Regions from separate parts of the Homo sapiens genome. Here region 2 is linked to region 1. Evidence: read pairs that join two places in POLR2A ChIA-PET (ENCODE). Cell type or tissue: A673. All regions are shown on one strand. Links, peaks and the distances in the headings refer to the core of each region. The heading gives the core; the rest is flanking DNA. Region 1 has its middle 61 kb from the start of LINC-PINT. Region 2 overlaps LINC-PINT (long intergenic non-protein coding RNA, p53 induced transcript).

Evidence for each region. Peaks named below come from ENCODE experiments on the same cell type or tissue, not always from the same donor. Only the 100,000 strongest peaks of a DNase experiment are listed, where the experiment ranks them.
Region 2: POLR2A ChIA-PET joins it to region 1 with 12 read pairs; 3 of 35 experiments call an interaction of 5 or more read pairs at or near these places.

Annotation. Positions count from the first base shown.
Region 1 is chr7:131,166,182-131,175,110 of GRCh38, reverse strand. It overlaps a transcript of MKLN1 not described here. Among named protein-coding and RNA genes, the nearest start is that of LINC-PINT, 61 kb to the right of the region's middle. RefSeq lists a silencer at 575-775. In A673, for the core only: no CTCF peak of the experiment used is centred there; no DNase peak of the experiment used is centred there.
Region 2 is chr7:130,982,180-130,991,108 of GRCh38, reverse strand. LINC-PINT (long intergenic non-protein coding RNA, p53 induced transcript) reads left to right here. Exons shown (of 8, transcript NR_170176.1): 4 at 7,000-7,056. Among named protein-coding and RNA genes, the nearest start is that of LINC00513, 73 kb to the right of the region's middle. In A673, for the core only: no CTCF peak of the experiment used is centred there; no DNase peak of the experiment used is centred there; H3K27ac peaks cover 689 bases.

The sequences.
Region 1 (8,929 bases), core at 230-8,229:
ATCCATCCACCCACCCTATCTCTCTGTCTCCCCATCCATCCATCCATCCATCCATCCATCCATCCATCCATCCATCCATCTGCCTATCTATATACCCACCCTATCTATCTATCTATCTATCTATCTATCTATCTATCTATCTATCTATCTATCTATCATCTACCAGTTATCAGGGAGGGAGACAAGTGGGGAGGAGAGAACAGACTTGCCCTGTCTGAATTGTACTGGAAACTTAGTCTGTACTTGCTCTTGTTCTATAACTCTACTCAAGAGTACAATATTGTTAGAACCAAATGAATTTTTTTAATTCAACTTGGCAGGTAGCAGTAAATATTTACTGGTTTGAATTATCAATTCTCATCAAGATTGGTACTGAGAACTATATTAAAACAATCAGGAGATTTTTCTTAAAGGATCATTTTTTATTCCAAAATTGGTTATTGTAAAATGTGTGTGAGTCTGTTTAATCACGTCAGGCACAGGATCATCTTGCATTCCTGCCTTCTCCCAACATGTGGAGGTCAGATGCCTTGTGCTGCCCTCACCTCATGTCGGGAAGAGATACCACAAAGTAATTTTGTAGGATAAAGAAGGATTAAGAAGAGAAAACGGGTTCTGAGGAAAATGCAACATATGAAATCAGGAATCTCCCTTTCCAAGGAACTTTCGAAGGCTTTTAAAACCTTTCTTGTCCCCGCTATTGTTTTCCCATCACCAGGCAAGAAAGTTCAGTTTTTCCGATTAAGAGTGCCATCTGTGTCTCTGAAAAAAGACACATATTGTGGAATGAAAAGGAAACGGTGGAGTGAGGGATAAATGAGCATCAAAAGTCTTTAAAGGGTGGGGCGCGGTGGCTCACGCCTGTAATCCCAGCACTTTGGGAGGCCGAGGCGGTCAGATCACGAGGTCAGGAGATCGAGACCATCTTGGTTAACACAGTGAAACCCCGTCTCTACTAAAAATACAAAAAATTAGCCGGGTGCGGTGGCGGGCACCTGTAGTCCCAGCTACTCGGGAGGCTGAGGCGGGAGAATGGCGTGAACCCGGGAGGCAGAGCTTGCAGTGAGCCGAATCGTGCCACTGCAGTCCAGCCTGGGTGACAGACCGAGACTCCCGTCTCAAAAAAAAAAAAAAAAGAAAAAGAAAAAGGTCTTTAAACTCTGGAGAAGCAAAGTGAAAACTGAAAACTCAATTCAATTTGTCAGTACTTCTGGTTACAAGAAAATCTGTAGTAAATGAAGACTATGTTGTTTTGTTGTTTTGTTTTGATTTGTTTTTTTAATTCAGCTCCTACAGGAGAAGGCTGTTTTTGTTTTTTTAAGCTGCTCCTCGTGGAGCAGCACCGAGTCAGCTGAAAACTATGTTTCTCTGTGTGTGTGTTTTTGTTTGTTTGAGATGGAATCTTGCTCTATGACCCAGGTTGGAATGCAATGGCACGATCTCAACTCACTGCAACCTCCACCTCCTGGGTTCAAGCAATTCTCCTGCCTCAGCCTCCTGAGTAGCTGGAATTGCAGGCATGCATGACCACGCCAGGCTAATTTTTGTATTTTCAGTAGAAATGGGGTTTCACTAAGTTGGCCAAGCTCGTCTCAAACTCCTGACCTCAGGTGATCTACCCACCTTGGCCTCCCAAAGTGCTAGGATTATGGGCGTGAGCCACCACGCCCGGCCAAGACTATGTTTTTATAAAGCTAATTTGCATTATCATTCTAGGACTCCGATATGTCCCTCTTCCACTTGTTGTCAATAAAAAAATTCATCTCACCCAGAATCCAATCATTTCACATGAGTCAGAATGCATGACTGACTCAAGGTTCAACTATCTGTAGTGTTTTTCCCTTATTAGATTTAATATTTCCTTCAAGATGGGCTTGTACGTCAGGTACTTCGTCACTCCCAGATAGCTACAGATTTTTGCTTTATTATGTCTGTTGTATGAATGTGTGTGTGTGTGTGTGTGTGTGTGTTTGTATATACAAAATATGATGTATACATAAGTATTTGAATAGTGTTATAAATGCAAGTTTAAAGAAAATATTGATTTTTGTCAATTCATTCAAGGAAAACACATATTCACTAATGCAAATATCATGTTACAGAATCCACCTGATTTTCATTTGTTTAAATCAAGTAATTTTTAATCAACTTCTACAAATTTGACTCAGTCATTTCTCATATGCTGGGGATCAAAATCTCTCTACTACATTTAAGTCATTCATCATAGCTATCAAGCATTACACAGAGATTTACAGTGGAATTAATACTATGGATCAAGTATAAGTGGTTGTTCCCCAGTTGCATCTGACAGCATTTCTATTTTCAGTGTTTCTTGAAAAGTCCAACATCAGGTTTGTATACATCAGAACCTTTCTTGCTGCAGTTACTATAGGAGACAGTTCCGTGGCTTTTCATGGTGTACAAGAAAGGTAGATTTCAATTTCTATTATCTAACTTTGCTAGGTTTTCAGGTATGCTCATCAATAAATTAATTCTTGGCCGGCACGGTGGCTCACGCCTGTAATCCTAGCACTTTGGGAGGCCGAGGCAGGTGGATCACGAGGTCAGGAGATTGAGACCATCCTGGCTAACATGGTGAAACCCTGTCTCTACTAAAAATACAAAAAATTAGCCGGGCGTGGTGGCGGGTGCCTGTAGTCCCAGCTACTTGGGAGGCTGAGGCAGGAGAATGGCGTGAACCCAGAAGGTGGAGCTTCCAGTGAGCCGAGATCACGCCACTGCACTCGAGCCTGGGTGACAGAGCGAGACTCCATCTCAAAAAGAAAAAAAAAAAATACAAAAATTAGCCTGGTGTTGTGGCAGGCGCCTGTAGTCCCAGTTACTTGGGAGGCTGAGATAGGAGACTGGCCTGAACCCCGGAGTCAGAGCTTGCAGTGAGCCGAGTTCGTGTCACTGCCCTCCAGCCTGGGCGACAGAGCGAGACTCCATCTCAAAAAAGTATATATAAAATAAAATAAAAATAAATAAATAAATAAATTCTTGTGTGGACAGATTAATGGACTCCAGATCAACTCTTCGAAGGCTCTTCATTGCTTTGGTGGAAGGTGAAAGGCTCACACTAGGTCTTCATTAACAGCTCTTCTCCACCTGGCCCCAATCTACCTGCTACTATGTCCCTTCTGTGCTGGTCCCACTGGTCTCCTCATTGTTGCCCAAAATACACCCTGGACATTTCCAACTTCAGGCATGTACTTAAGCTGTTCTTCTCAACTAAAATATCCTCTTTCTTTTGCTCTACAAACCCAAGTTCTATCTGTTCTTTGTCAATGTTGTATTTCTTAATTATACCAAACAATGTATGAGTATATCCTCATTAGAAAAATATTCAAACAGGCTAGGCGAGGTGGCTCATGCCTGTAATCCCAGCACTTTGGGAGGCCGAGGTGGGTGGATCACCTGAGGTCAGGAGTTCGAGATCAGCCTGGCCAACATGGTGAAACCCTGTCTCCACCAAAAATACAAAAAGTTAGCTGGCCATGGTGGTGGATGCCTGTAATCCCAGCTACTTGGGAGGCTGAGGCAGGAAATCGCTTGAACCCATGAGGCAGAGGTTGCAGTGAGCTGAGAACGCACCATTGCACTCCAGCCTTGGCTACAAAAGCGAAACACGATCCCAAAAAAAAAAGAAAGAAAAATATTTAAACAATAATAAAGAAGTATACATACAGTAAAAACTGAAAGTCCCTATTAATTCTAGCCCTTCCCCTCTCCCACCTGCCAACTGTATTGCCCTTCTTCCAATTTGCTAGTTATCCTTCCGACTCTTTTTCACTGCATTTAATAAACCTATACAGTTTTTGTTTTGCTTCATTTTTAGGTAAGTGGGGTTACAGTATACACTCTGTCCTGTGGCTAGCTTTCTCCTCTTCAAGACCTATATTAAGTTTCCTCTCTCTCCCCAGAAACCTCCCTCACCATTTCAGCATCCAATGACCTCCTCCCTGTAACCCTGCCTTGGATTTCAAACACTTGGTATCCTTGGAACCCTATTGGCTTCTGATTCATCTCTTTATGATGTCGGGTTGTTTAACTTTTTTATGTGTGTCTTATCACTGACATGTAAAATCTTTGAGGGGAGGAATGTTATCTTGATCTTTTGCAGCATTTAGAACTGCCCAAAATGGGTCTCCAGCCTGATTTTATTGAGTAAGTGAACTTTAGGTTTCCCATTTCCTGATCTAAGATGGGAAAGCTCTGCTCCAATGCAGGGAAAAATTAAAATGTACTATGATGAAGTACTTCAGCGTTTTCATGCACTCTCCTAAGAATTCTCTCAATCTGTTGTACATGGTGGGTTTGTGGATTTCTATTAATATAAATCAGTTGAGAAGTGCAGCAACTTTGTGAGAAGCCAGAGACCCCAGGCAAAAACTTTTCTTCTCTGACCTGTCAGACCAAGGACAGCTCCATGAGTTACAAACCCTCAGAGATGAAATCATCACAGAGTGAAAGGGAGGTTTACAGCACAGGCTGATGTGGGAAAAGGTTGTGAGGGAAGCACCAACTAGCCAAGGGGAACCCACTCTCTCAGATGTTTCAGACTTTTAAAATTTCAGCTCTCACTGAACCAGCTTTCCAATGGAATTAGTCACTGGTATAACAGCCACAGCAATTCAAAAGGCCTTTCATTTTTCCTTTTAAATTAAAGCTGTAAAGTCGAACTTGAAATTCCTTCAAAAAATGTTATTTTCTCAGCATCACAGAGAAGGCAAAACAGCCAATATAACATATCCGTGTTTTATGTTAAATGCTGTCCCTTGAACAAGTTACTTAATCTTTCTATGCCTCAGTTTCTTTATCTAAAAATGAGTATAACATTTGTGCCTACTTTATAGAATTTTGAGCATTAAAATGAGATAATTTAGTGCAGTATGCAGTGAAGGCTGGCTCACAGTAAATTCTCAAAATTGTTAGCTATGATGAGGGTGATCATGTTATGACTCCTCAAGTCTATGTCAGCAGCTACAATGGCTCGCTCTCTCTCTCCCTCTCTCTTTCTTTCATAAAGATAGGGTCTGCTGTGTTATCCAACAGTGCAGTGGCATGATCGTAGCTCACTATAGCCTCAAACTCCTGGGCTCAAGCGATCCTCCCACCTCAGTCTCCCAAGTAGTTAGGATTACAGGTGTCAACCACCATGCCTAGGTGAAAGGGTTTTCTATGTGAGACTTTAGCCAAAGCAGGCATACAAGAACACCGTTGAGCTGTAATAATGGTGAACATTATGAACAATATTTCTTGGGAAATTCTATTTAATTCCTTCATCCCCATTACAGTGAATTTGCTTAGAATCTTTATTCAACAGACTATTGCTTGAAAATAAATGAGTTATTAAATGGAAAAATCTCTTCTTGTGAAAAATTTTCTCTAAAATCCTATTAGTCCTAACTAGATAATACATTCCTTTTGACATCTTACATGTCTGCTATTAATAATCTCAATTCGTAAGTCTAACTAACCAGTTGAAAGGATCTAACTTAATTAAGAATTTTGCTTTATCAAAAAATTTTCTATTGTCTCAAAAAAGAGCTTCCAGATCCTTCAAAAGAGGCCATTAATCAAAGCAGATAAAATTAGTTTTAGTTACTAAATAAATACTTAGAATACTGCAGATAATCAAAGTAGTTAAAATTAACAGTCAAACTGTTAATTTTGTGGTCTCAAATAGTTATCGAGACACTGTAGACATTGCAGAAAAAATCTGAAGCAATGAGCTGGTTAACTCAGATACAACGATATTTGGGGCATCAATTGATTACGAGTTTCAGATTGAATTATTCTGTTATTCAATTGTTCACTTAGGCAATGCCTATATAATAAGTTAACTTAGGCTATCTTAATAATTGATGTGTGTTTGTTAGTGTATTGGCTAAGGACATAGGACTTTAGATGAGAAAATGAGGGTTTCAGCCAGACACGGTGGCTGGCCGGGCGAGGTGGCTCACACCTGTAATCCCAGCACTTTGGGAGGCCAAGGAGGGCAGATCACTGAGGTCATGAGTTGGAGACCAGCCTGGCCAATAGGGTGAAACCCGTCTTACTAAAAATACAAATATTAGCCAGGCGTGGTGGTGGGTGCCTGTAATCCCAGCTACTGGGGAGGTTAAGGCACACGAATTGCTTGAACCCAGGAGGTGGAGGTTGCGGTGAGCCAAGATTGCACCACTGCCCTCCAGCCTAGGTGGAAGAGCTAGATGCTATCTCAAAAAAAAAAAAAAAAGAAAACAACGATTTAAATTTCAATTTGGTAACTTCCTACATAAGTGAACTTGGACAAATTATTTAACCTTTCTAAGCCTCAGTTTTCTTATCACTAAAACGTAATACTTATTTTGCTGGCTTGCAAGGGTAAAATGAGGTAATATACATAAAGAAAATATACATAAAGAAAATATACATAAAGGCTTAACTGGCACTTAGTAGGTAGACATTGAATTAATTCTTTTCCTTTTTAAGTCACTTCAGTTTCTCAGCCATGATATTATAATAAATAAGTAAATACATAATATGTCAGGTGGTGGTAAGCGCTACAGAGAACAGCAAAGTGGGAATCCTTAATGTCTACCAGTGGGGACAGGGGTAGCTAGGATGAGAAAAATAGAGGGGGACATTAATATGGTGGCTTAGCCTCAATCCATGCATAAAGATTGTCAAGGTGCATGGGGGCAAGTTGTGTGGCTTTTTTTTAAAGCCTTTATTGTTTCATAATTGTGTCCTTCATAATCAGGCAGACACAGCCTAAAATTATACAGGAAGAGTGGCAAAGAGGAAGGAGTCAGGAGTGAGAAAGCGGAGGAATGAGGCATGGGAGGCTAATGAGCTGTAGGGCCAGCCATTGATGTCAGGATCCTCAGAACTAAAAGTAGAAGCCACAGCCTGGAGACTCACACTTACCACTGATACCCAACAATGCCATCTAGATGGTGGTGAGTTAGTTGTAACAGCAGTTTCTTTTGAGTATTTTAAAAAATGATTATTATAAAAAATTAAATAGCACATTACAGAAAGGATATAACCTAAATACAGAAAACTGAAAAGATTTAGGAAAAATAAGTCACCAATAATTCCATTAGCCTAATTCATTTAATATCAGCATTTGGGTTAATTTCCTCCTAGTCCTTTTTCAGGTGTATATTTAAAGATACGTGAAATCACACTGTATACAGTTGTGGATCCTGTTATTTTAAGTATAACATTGTCTCATAGCATTTTCCTTGTTGCTAACCAGCCTTTCATAACTATCCTTTTAACAAGTGAATAATATATCATTAAGTAAATGAACAGTAATTTACTTAATTTAACTATCTCTGTATATTGTTAGATGTTTAGAATCTTTCCAATTTCTTGATATCATAAATATCACATTAGTATACATTTTTCTGTGTGTTTTCTTTTCCACATTATTTTTTTTTTTTTTTGAGACAGAGTCTTGCTCTGTTGCCCAGGCTGGAGTGCAGTGGTCCCATAACAGCTCACTGCAGCCTCAACCTCCCAGGCTCAGGTGATCCTCTCACCTCAGCCTCCTGAGTAGCTGCGACCACAGATATGTGCCATCATACCTGGTTAATTTTTTATATTTTATAGAGACAGAGTCTCACCATGTTGCCCTAGGCTGGTCTTGAACTCCTAGGCTCAGGCAATCCTCCTGCCTCAGCCTCCCAAAGTGCTGGGATTACAGGCATAAGCCACCATACCTGGCCTTCTTTTCCACATTTTAGATTATCTTCTTAGAATTGACTTTCAGAATTTTCAAAACATAAAACGTTGCAGGAGATGGACATTTTATGACTCTTTATACTTACTGCCAAATTGCTTTTCAAAGGGATTATAACAATGCCCAGTCCCAAGAATGGTGTAATGGTGTACTCATGAGGTAGCAAACCTCATCATACCCTTGAAAACAGTGGATCATTTCATTAATTTTTTTTTTTTACAGCTTCAGTTTCCAGGTTGTGATATAAGCAAGTAAACAAATAGTATGTCAGATGCTGATCAGTACAATGGGGAAGAGGAAACTGGAGAGAGGGGATGTGGCGGGGGAAGTGTTGCTGTTCTGTACAGGATGATCAGGAAAGGCCTTTCTAAAAAGATGATACTTAGGCCGGACGCAGTGGCTCACACCTGTAATCCCAGCATTTTGGGAGGCCATGGCAGGCAGATCACCTGAGGTCAAGAGTTTGAGATCAGCCTGGCCAACATGGTAAAATCCCATCCTGTCTCTACTAAAAATACAAAAAGTAGCCCAGCATGGTGGTGGGCACCTGTAATCCCAGCTATTGGGGAGGCTGAGGCAGGAGAGTCACTTGAACCCAGGAGACGGAGGTTGCAGTGAGCCGAGATCGTGCCACTGCACTCCAGCCTGGGCAACAAGAGCGAAACTCTGTCTCAAAAACAAAACAAAACATATTTGAATAAGAGCCAAAAGAAGTGAGGGATTAAGGTGTAAGAACTGCCCGAGGAAAGAGGGTTTCAGGCAGAGAAAACACTAAGAAAGGCCCTAAGACAGACCCATGTCGGGCAATGTTTGGGGAACAGCAAGAAGGCCAGGGTGGCAGTGCCCAGCGAGAAGCGGGTAAGGAAGGAGATGAGCTCAGAGGCAATGTGGGCAGCCAGGCCATTGAAGGCTTTATCAGCCATTGTAAGGATGTTTCTTTTACTCTGAGTAAGATGAGAAGGCATTGAAGGGTTTTGAGCAGAGGGGATTTGGGAATTGGCCTGTGTTTTATATGATTACGTTAGCCAGTGTGTTCGGAATGGGCTAAATGTGCTCGAAATCAAACTCAGCATCTTTCCCGGCAAACCTCCTACAGTCTCAGCATCTCCATCCTCTGACTCACCAATGCTCAAAACCATAGTAATCTTTTACATCCCAAAACCAATTGTCGCCAAGCTCTGTCAATACTCCCTC
Region 2 (8,929 bases), core at 524-8,523, 180 kb after region 1:
CTAAATAACAATAAATGGATTGTTAAACATACATAAAATAACCTTAATGAAGGCCACAGTAATTCATGTCTGTGTAGAATAAGTTCATTGAAATCAACATTCCTCTCAGTATCAGAGTTCCTTCTACAGTATGCATAGCAGATGATAATTTAGGCATCATCATCTCTCTCTTTACCCACCTCCCCTCTTCTTCCTTCCTCCCATCATCCAGTGCATGCTGTATCCAGGTCACTATGGTCAGCACTGAGGATACACAGGGAAATAGCATGTGGTCCTGCCCTCAGAGACCTGACAGTCTAGATATTTACAGCAGAGGGAGATGGTGCAGGGGAGAAGTACGCTGAGCGGGCGAGAAGCAGGCTAGCCACTCTGCTTGGAGGAGAGAGAGCACAAGATTCACAGAGGAGGTTGGGTTTTCAAGTTTGCAGGGATGGCCCAGAAATGAAAAGCGTTGTAGGCACAGACCATGTGATGCTTGCAGTCGTGAAGCTGTCTGGGGAGTGGCATCCGGCTTGGCATGTTTACAGTGTACAGTACTGGAGAGGAACAGGGTGGCAGGTGGAGACTATCTCAGGAATGATGGGAGCTCCTTACTTTGCAAAAAGAAAAGTTCTGTGTCCCGAGAAGTGTATTTTGTTAGAAGGTATGTGTGTATCACGCGACACGGGCCACTTCTTACTGCCACTTTAAAACCTGTCAGATGACGTGGGGCACAGTAGCTCACGCCTGTAATCCCAGCACTTGGGGAGGCCAGGGCGGGCGGATCACCTCAGGTCAGCAGTTCGAAACCAGCCTGGTCAACGTGGTGAAACCCATCTCCACTAAAAATACAAAAATTAGCCAGGCTTGGTGGCATGCCCCTGTAATACCAGCTACTTGGGAGGCTGAGGCAGGAAAATCACTTGAACCCAGGAGGTGGAGGTTGCAGTGAGCTGAGATCGCGACACTGCACTCCAGTCCAGGCGACAGGGCAAGACTCCATCTCAAAAAGAAAAACAACAACAACAACAAAGGAAGGTATTTTCTTATATTGTGCCCAAGTCCATCTCTGTTTCCTTTTATTATTATTATTTGAGATGGAGTCTCTCTCTGTTACCAGGCTGGAGTGCGGTGGCACAATCTCAGCTCACTGCAACCTCTGCCCCCCACGTTCAAGTGATTCTCCTGCCTCAGCCTCCCGAGTAGCTTGGACTACAGGCGCCTGCCACCACGCCCAGCTAATGTTTGTATTTTTAGTCGAGACGGGGTTTCGCCATGTTGGCCAGGCTGGTCTCAAACTCCTGACCTCAGGTCATCCGCCCGCCTCGGCTTTCCAAAGTGCTGAGATTACAGGTGTCAGCCACTGTGCCTAGCCTCTCCTTTTCTATTTTACCTTTGGGTTCAAGCCACAGGAGCCACACAGAATGAGTAGGCCTGCTCTCTGCCACATGCCTTTGTATGTAGGTGGGGTTATGCTTCTTCAAATCTTGCCCCAAGCTGTGTATACCTTTGTTTTTCCTCCTTAATAGATGTTGGCTAATAGTTTTTTTTTCTTTACATAACTCAATGGTAATTCTTGTTGGTCCTTTCAGAGTCTATAAACAATTGATTGTGATCTCCCTGATTTATCTTATAGATCTCCAAGCAGTTGTTGCCACTATAGCCTCTTGTCTGTTGGCTTCCTTTCTGCCAGGTCCCTCCCTCTGTGCTTTTACAGGATTCCCAAGGTATAAGAACAATCATGGTTGTTAGACCAGCCTCTCTTTTGCTTACTGACTTACATTCAGCCTTTTTTCACTACACTTCTTCTTTTGGTCATCTTAGGATTTCAGAGAAACAAAAAAAGTAGGTCACGCTCACAGATATGCTGGGGATCCTTTTGTTTTGTTTTGTTTTGTTTTGTTTTGTTTTGTTTTGTTTTTGAGACAGAGTCTCACTCTGTTGCCCAGGCTGGAGTGCAGTGGCACAATCAGGGCTCACTGCAGCCTCCATCTCCCAGGCTCAGGTGATCCTTTGCTGGGCGTCCTTGTCATAGAGAAGCAGTATTTTTTTTTTTTAAAACCTCATCACTATTATCTTTATACTTCAGAAGCAAACTAAGAAAGAAACACATGTCTGAAAAATGTTAATAAAAATGAATTAGGATGAATTAAAATAGCTCAGAAGAGTTGAGAGATGTACATTATAGCACAGGCGATGTTGTCATAAGAGTTATCTATATAAGAATCTGCTTTTTAACAGGACTTGCAAGCAGCTCATGTGCATCTCGGAGTTTGAAAAGCTCTGCTCTGGTGGACAACTGATGCTCCCCGAGTCACCATGAGTGACTGATCTGTTGGTAGCTCTGTTCGAGAGAAGCTAAACAAATATGCCATATCAGCCAGAAGAGTCAAATGTTGAGAATCACAGTTTAATTTTGTTTGCAGCTACAGACCAGGCCAAGTCATCATGTTTGACTAAACAGCAATGTTCTGATTAGGGGAGGACGTGGCTCTGTCTCCCAAACAGATGAGATTCTTGGTGGCTTGATGACAGCATGAAGAGCTGCTCCCCTGCCCTGGAGTAGGATGGTTTCCATGACAACAGTTCTGCGCACTGAGCTTCCCCTACCTTTTTTTTTAACCCCCGTGTTAATCAACAATGCAGAGACTAAAAAGGGTACTTTATTTCATTTTTTAAGAATTTCACCATATCTAAATTTTACTTTACATTATGTTATCATCATGGGTGTCTCTAAGAGAAAGTCTTTGTGCAGAAAAGTGTGGTTTTGTGAGTGATGGGCCAAACATTTCTTCATTAATCTCAAACTGGCACAGCTGAAAGATTTCAGGGTTAGACCATACTGACCTAAGCTTGGTTTTAAGAATACAGTACTTCTGTTTGGTGTTTGTCCTGCTGTATATCAATAGATCTTCAATGGAAAACCTTTTGTTACATAGAGTCATTAACTACCATGGTCATGTGTATAGAATGATCTTTCTCCTCACCTAGGGAAGAAGTCTTTTATTTTCACGGATTTAAAATGCTAATATATGGTGGTGACAGTATAAGAAACACTTGTATGTTAAGTTCTTTTATAATGTGATGCACAGGTTTGGTTTGCTTGACCTTTTGCACTCTATAATGATCATCTATTTTTTTTTTTTTTTTTTTTTTTTGATGGAGTCTCGCTCTGTTGCCCAGGCTGGAGTGCAGTGGCACAATCTCAGCTCATTGCAGCCTCTGCCTCCGGGGTTCAAGCAATTCTTCCACCTCAGCCTCCTGAGCAGCTGGGATTACAGAGGCACACCACCACGTCCGGCTAATTTTTGCATTTTTAGTTGAAACAGGGTTTCACCATGTTGGCCAGGCTGGTCTCGAGCTCCTGACCTCAGGTGATCCACCCGCCTCAGCCTCCCAAAGTCCTGGGATTACAGGCGTGAGCCAACACACCCAGCCTGATCATCTATTACTTCTGTAGCAGGTTAAAACCCACTAAATTTTCTTTTGTAAAAGTACTAATTAAAACAAAAAACATGGTTAGTGAGAAGAGCATTAAGATCACTAAGATCAGCCCTTAGGGAAGTGAGAGTTAGCTCCAGGGCCTTCGCTTCAAGCTCTGTGAAGACCCCAACAACTCTGTGGAAGTACCTGTGCTGCTGCACCTAGTCCAAGCCCTTGTCCTCTCGTACCTGCATTGTCCCAGTAGCCCGGTCACTGGCCTAGCTGCCTCCTTGCCTTCTTTTCAGTTTATTCTCAACACAGCCAGATCATGTCCCTGCCCCTCTTCAGCATTCCACAGGGCAGGGTGCGGCATGCATCACCTCAGTTGCATTCCATGGCTCTCAGAATCAAAGCCAACAGTCTTTAGTGCTGGACTATGAAACCCCTCACTCACCTCTATGATCTCACCTCCTATTACTGTTCCCTCATGTGCCCCAAGACAGGCCATGCTTCAGCCTCAGGCCCTTTGCACTTGCTGGTCCCTCTGTCTGGAACTGTCCTTCCGGAGATGTCTGCATGGTTCTCCACATTCTTCAGATCTTTGCTCATATGGCAATTTCTCAGGGAGGCTTTCCTTGAACACCCTATTTCAATGTTGACTCCCACCTCCCACCCCCAACACACACACATTCTCTGTCACCCTCTCTTGCTTTACTTTTCTTCATACCATGTATTGTCATCTGATGGGTTTTATCTTTTACTTTAGTATTTATGGTCAGTCTCCTTCCAGAATGTTATCTCCTTGAAAAGGCCTTTTGTCTTGTTCAGTGCCTATCCACACCACCTAGAACGAGGTGCACACTATTTGCAGTGCACACTATTTTGAAAGGATGAATGAAATTGACCCTCTCTAACCCCATAACTAGATATGAATTTAGAGCCAAATGTATTATGGGGTTTCTTCCCACCGGTTTTGTTCTCATCCCTATCACATAAGAAGACTGAAGTGTTAGAACATCTTGTAAAAATTAACCACAGCTGTGAGCCATTTAAAACACTCTACGCAGTGAGTTAGGAAATGCCCATTGATTGTTGGTTTGTTAGGTAAATGGGAGAGCACCACACTCAGTGCACACCGGGTCTCCTGTGTGCCAAGCATGCACGGCAGGCCCTGGCGATCAGAGGAGGGGCAGGGAGTGGGGCCTCCTTCTAGGATCTTCACACTGCCTTGCTGTTGACCCCCTGGTTGTGGTGGCATCCCGCAGCAAACCCAGGATCTCATGCACCCTCATCTGAGAGCCACTGCTTTGGTCTGTGTGTGTATGTGTATCCACTTGCCAGGGTTGTTTCATCAAGGACTTCCTTTGGCTGAAATTTGTTTTCCTTTTTGTTTCTAGTGTTTCTTAGTAACCCACTGCCGTGAGTCTTCTCTGCTGCGTTGCTACCCAAATGTGTCTTGAACTTTGTGCTATTTCTTTTTAATATCTGAAGATTTATTTTGGCCATGGAAGTGTAGGAAACAAAAATTTACATAAGTGTATGTAGACAATGCCCATCTAATTACTGGTGACCCAGGGGTGGGGGTGCACAATGTGGGGGATGGAGCCCCTTCAGCAGAGCCCCGTGTCTGTCTGGCAGAATTATCCCTGTTTTTGGCAATGGATGCAACAGATTCTGAAAGCCCGAAGCCACCATTCATTCAAGAACATATCTGTTGAGTAGTCACTACCGGGGAACACGCTAATAAAATGAGCTCAGTGTCCACCCTCATGGAGCTTCTTATAGTCTAGTGAGAGAGAGAGAGATCTAAATTAAATAACTGCATAATGCATAGTTACGTGTAGTTACAAACTGTTTAAGTGCTCTGGTGGAGAAGGTCAAGGTGTCCTGGGAGCTTAGCATAGGGGAATGTGTCCCTATGTAGGTGAGGATGTACAGGTTCCTGGGTAGGCATGTATATCGGGGGAGGGAGGGCAGAATATGTGCATTAATTTTCAAGGAGAGAAAATAAGATGTGCAAAATCTCTGAGGTGTTGAGGGATCTTGTTTATTCATAGGAGTGAAAGGAGACCAGCGTGGCTGAAGTGAGAGGATGACAAGGGAGAGTGGTGCATGGAGGGGGCAGGGCCCCAGCAGGGCCAAGAGTCATCCCCTGTGTTTATCATAGACCAATGCAGAGCACTAAAGGTGGGGCGGGTATAGGTAGGGCTGAGCCACAGTCTGTTTTCTATTTTAAAGGGTTTCTTTTGTGCCAGGCATGGTGGCTCATACCTGTAGCCTAGCATCTCGGGAGGCTGAGGCAGGAGGATCACTTGAGGCCAGGAGTTCCAGGCCAGCCTGGGCAACATAGCAAGACCTTGTCTCTACAAAAAATAAAAAATGAGTGGGCATGGTAGTGCACACCTGTACATTATCTCAGCAACTTGGGAGGCTGAGGTGGGAAGATCGCTTGAGCCCTGGAGTTTGAGGCTATAGTGAGCTATGATTGTAGTACTGTACTCCAGCCTGACTGACAAAGTGAGACCCTGTCTCCAAAACAAACAAACAAACAAAGGGTTTACTCTGGACACATTGTGCATAATGAATTGGAAGGGAGAAAGTGTGGAGGCTGGGAAAACAGCAAGAAGTGTTTTGTATTTGTCCAGGAGAAAGAACAATGGCAGCTTGGACTAGGATGGTGGTGGAGAAGGTAGGATAATGCTTGGCTAGAGAGATCGTTTTGGAGGCCATTGGCATCTAGGTGGTGACTGCTCCGATATGCTCACTGAGCAATCTGCCGTGAATTTGGCCTAATCTTTGCCTGCCTGTGAGGTGCCTATGCCTTGGATTTACTGGCTTCCAAACTGGACGGAGCAAGTGTCCAGGATATCTGACAATTACATTTTTCACTATAAGTCAATACTTTGCCATTTTGGCTTTATCAGTCTCTTGTGAGCTTTGTTAGCATGAATCAGTATTAATCAACATGATCATCTCTGGCACCTTAGTGAGAGAGACTTTTGGAGCCAGAGATTTCAGGGACAGAACCTAGACACTCATGAGTTCCCAAAGGTAAATGTCACCTGCCAGAGATGATGAACAATTACCTTTTCTGGGAAATAACCTCTTTTTTTTAACAAATGCTTTCCATTATCATTTTTTAAAAATTTTCAGTAAATCTTTAAAATCAAATCCACCAATTGTTTCTATCTTTAGAACAGCAATTATTTCACCTAGTGAGGAAACATACTGCCCACCTGAAAAAGAACTGCAGAGGGAGTGTGGTTTGAAAAGTCGTATCAAATGTAGAAGGATTCAAAGTCCAAGAGAATCTTACTCTGTTTCCCTGTGCATCTAACTTTTTATTGTGTCACCTTAATTTCTTTTGAAGCCACAAGTTATTTGTTTTTCAAATCTCTTATTATCTGTGTATGTAGTAATTATGTCTTCTTAAGATTCTATTTAGGAACTCAGTAAAATTAGGCAGGTGAAATAATTGGCTAAAGTTCAGTGAAGCCCTTTTGGCACTCTGAGTTTGGAAAATAGCAAATAATAATGTAAAACATTTTGTGTGCATTTGTACCTACTCACTAACGATATTCTCCTCCTATTTTGCAGGAGGAAAATGGAAGAAACGGAGATACTTTTAGTGAAGCAGAATAAACCACTGAACAGGTAACTGAGATTAGTAGTTCTATATACATTTATTAAATAAGTTAATATTTGTAAAGGCCTAGAATAGTACATAGCACATAGTAAATAGTATGTAGGTGTTTGCTGTTATAAAGTTCTTTTAAATATACGTAAGCCCCAAATAAACCAATTATACAAACCAAAAATACCCAACAAAAGCAAACTCTCCTCCTAAGGCAAGTGCGAACATCATTGGTAAGTTCTGACGTGGCCTCTGTATAGTCTGTTGTCCTGGCTCTGAGAAACGTAACTTAAAACCTCTTTGAAACGTCTTAATCTTTGAGCACCCTAAGTCCTTGAGCACCCATTCATTTTTGTCTTTGACCTTCTAAGTGTCAGATTGGTTTCCAGTTTGAAACCAAACAAACTTCTTTGAAATTCTTGAAGACGTAGTTCCAGGGGAGCATAGCATAGCTTCCAGGTGGCTACTGAAATGGCTGACAGTTACTAAAGATGGTGAGGATAGAGTTAAAAGCAGCAGCACTCCCATTTTCTGATGATGGCAGGTGATAACCTTGGAATAAGAAGCTCCAAACTATCATGCCTGCTTAGGCACTAACTTCCTGTAATTGTAATAAAATTGTTGGCATTGCTGAGACCTACTGACACCTTCAGCAAACGTTAGTAAGGGGCATATTACGTGTCCAGTCCTCTGCTTGGTGATGGGATTTGACATTGAATGGGTTATCTTTCTCCTCACTCCACTCCCATCTCTCTGGATCTTCACCAATTCCTGCCCAGATAGATGCTGTATGTCCTGCTATCCGCCTCGTCCCCAGCCTTGCTGTCTCTCCTGCCAGCTCCCCTTCAGCCCCTCAGCATCCCTTTATTCAGGGTGGGAAAAGATGCCAGAGATGGGGCTGAGAGTTGCATCTGGTAGTTAGACTTTTCTCTCATGGAGTTTATGTTGCATCTTCCTCGGCCCTGACTTCTGCTTCATAATTTACATAGTTTATTTTAAATATGATGATGTATGTTTTACCATGTCTTCCTTCGGGGATTTTGGGATATTACCTTTGACAGTTATGTTTCTGTTTTGGAGGTCTTGCAGCTGGCATTATTAGCTTGAGGGAGAGGTGGGGCACTGGGGGTGCACTGAATATCTCCATGGCTTTCAGACCTTTTTATTAGAACCCCCAGGAGGAAATACCTGTTACCTTAGGGCCCAGCACACATATTTGTACATGTGGGTATGTGGTTTCCTGAAGCTTACTTTATGCAAGCTGGGATAGAGTTTTTTAATTCTATCACTTTTTCTTTTCCCTTTTTCTCTCTTTTTATTGTTCATCATAACCAGCAAAGTGGATTTCTTAACCTGCTAGTCAGTCGGTTGTCCTTTGACAAGCTTGCAGTATTTCAGTGCTATGGTAGGGACGCATGGTTTCTTGCCCTTCTCCCTGTATTCTTCAGTAACTTCTACAGCATTTTTTTACCCCTAAAAATGCCTCAAACCTGCCTTAACTTTATTCTTTATGGGCCGAGCTCTCTCCTTCCTTTTGTAATAAGCTTCTGTTTCTATTTTCTCACCTACTGTTCCCTTCTCAACTTTCTGTCTGAACTTGAACATTCTTCTCCTCCTGATCAATACCTAAGAATGCTTTTGTTTACCGTTTCGAATAAGATCAATCCTTCTGTGCTGTTAGATACCTGGTTATCTCTTGGTTGGTGCCATGGGTTGTAGAGAGACATCTGCTGGCCCAAGTGTAGTGTTGCATTGTTTTTCTGTGCTGAATCACCTTGTCATTTTTTAGTACCTTAAACTTTCATAGTGTGCAAGTGAGCTTGTATATTGGAATGTGTTGAAGTCATCTACCTAATCTCTTCAAGCATTTTTAGCATTTAGCTCAACATCTAA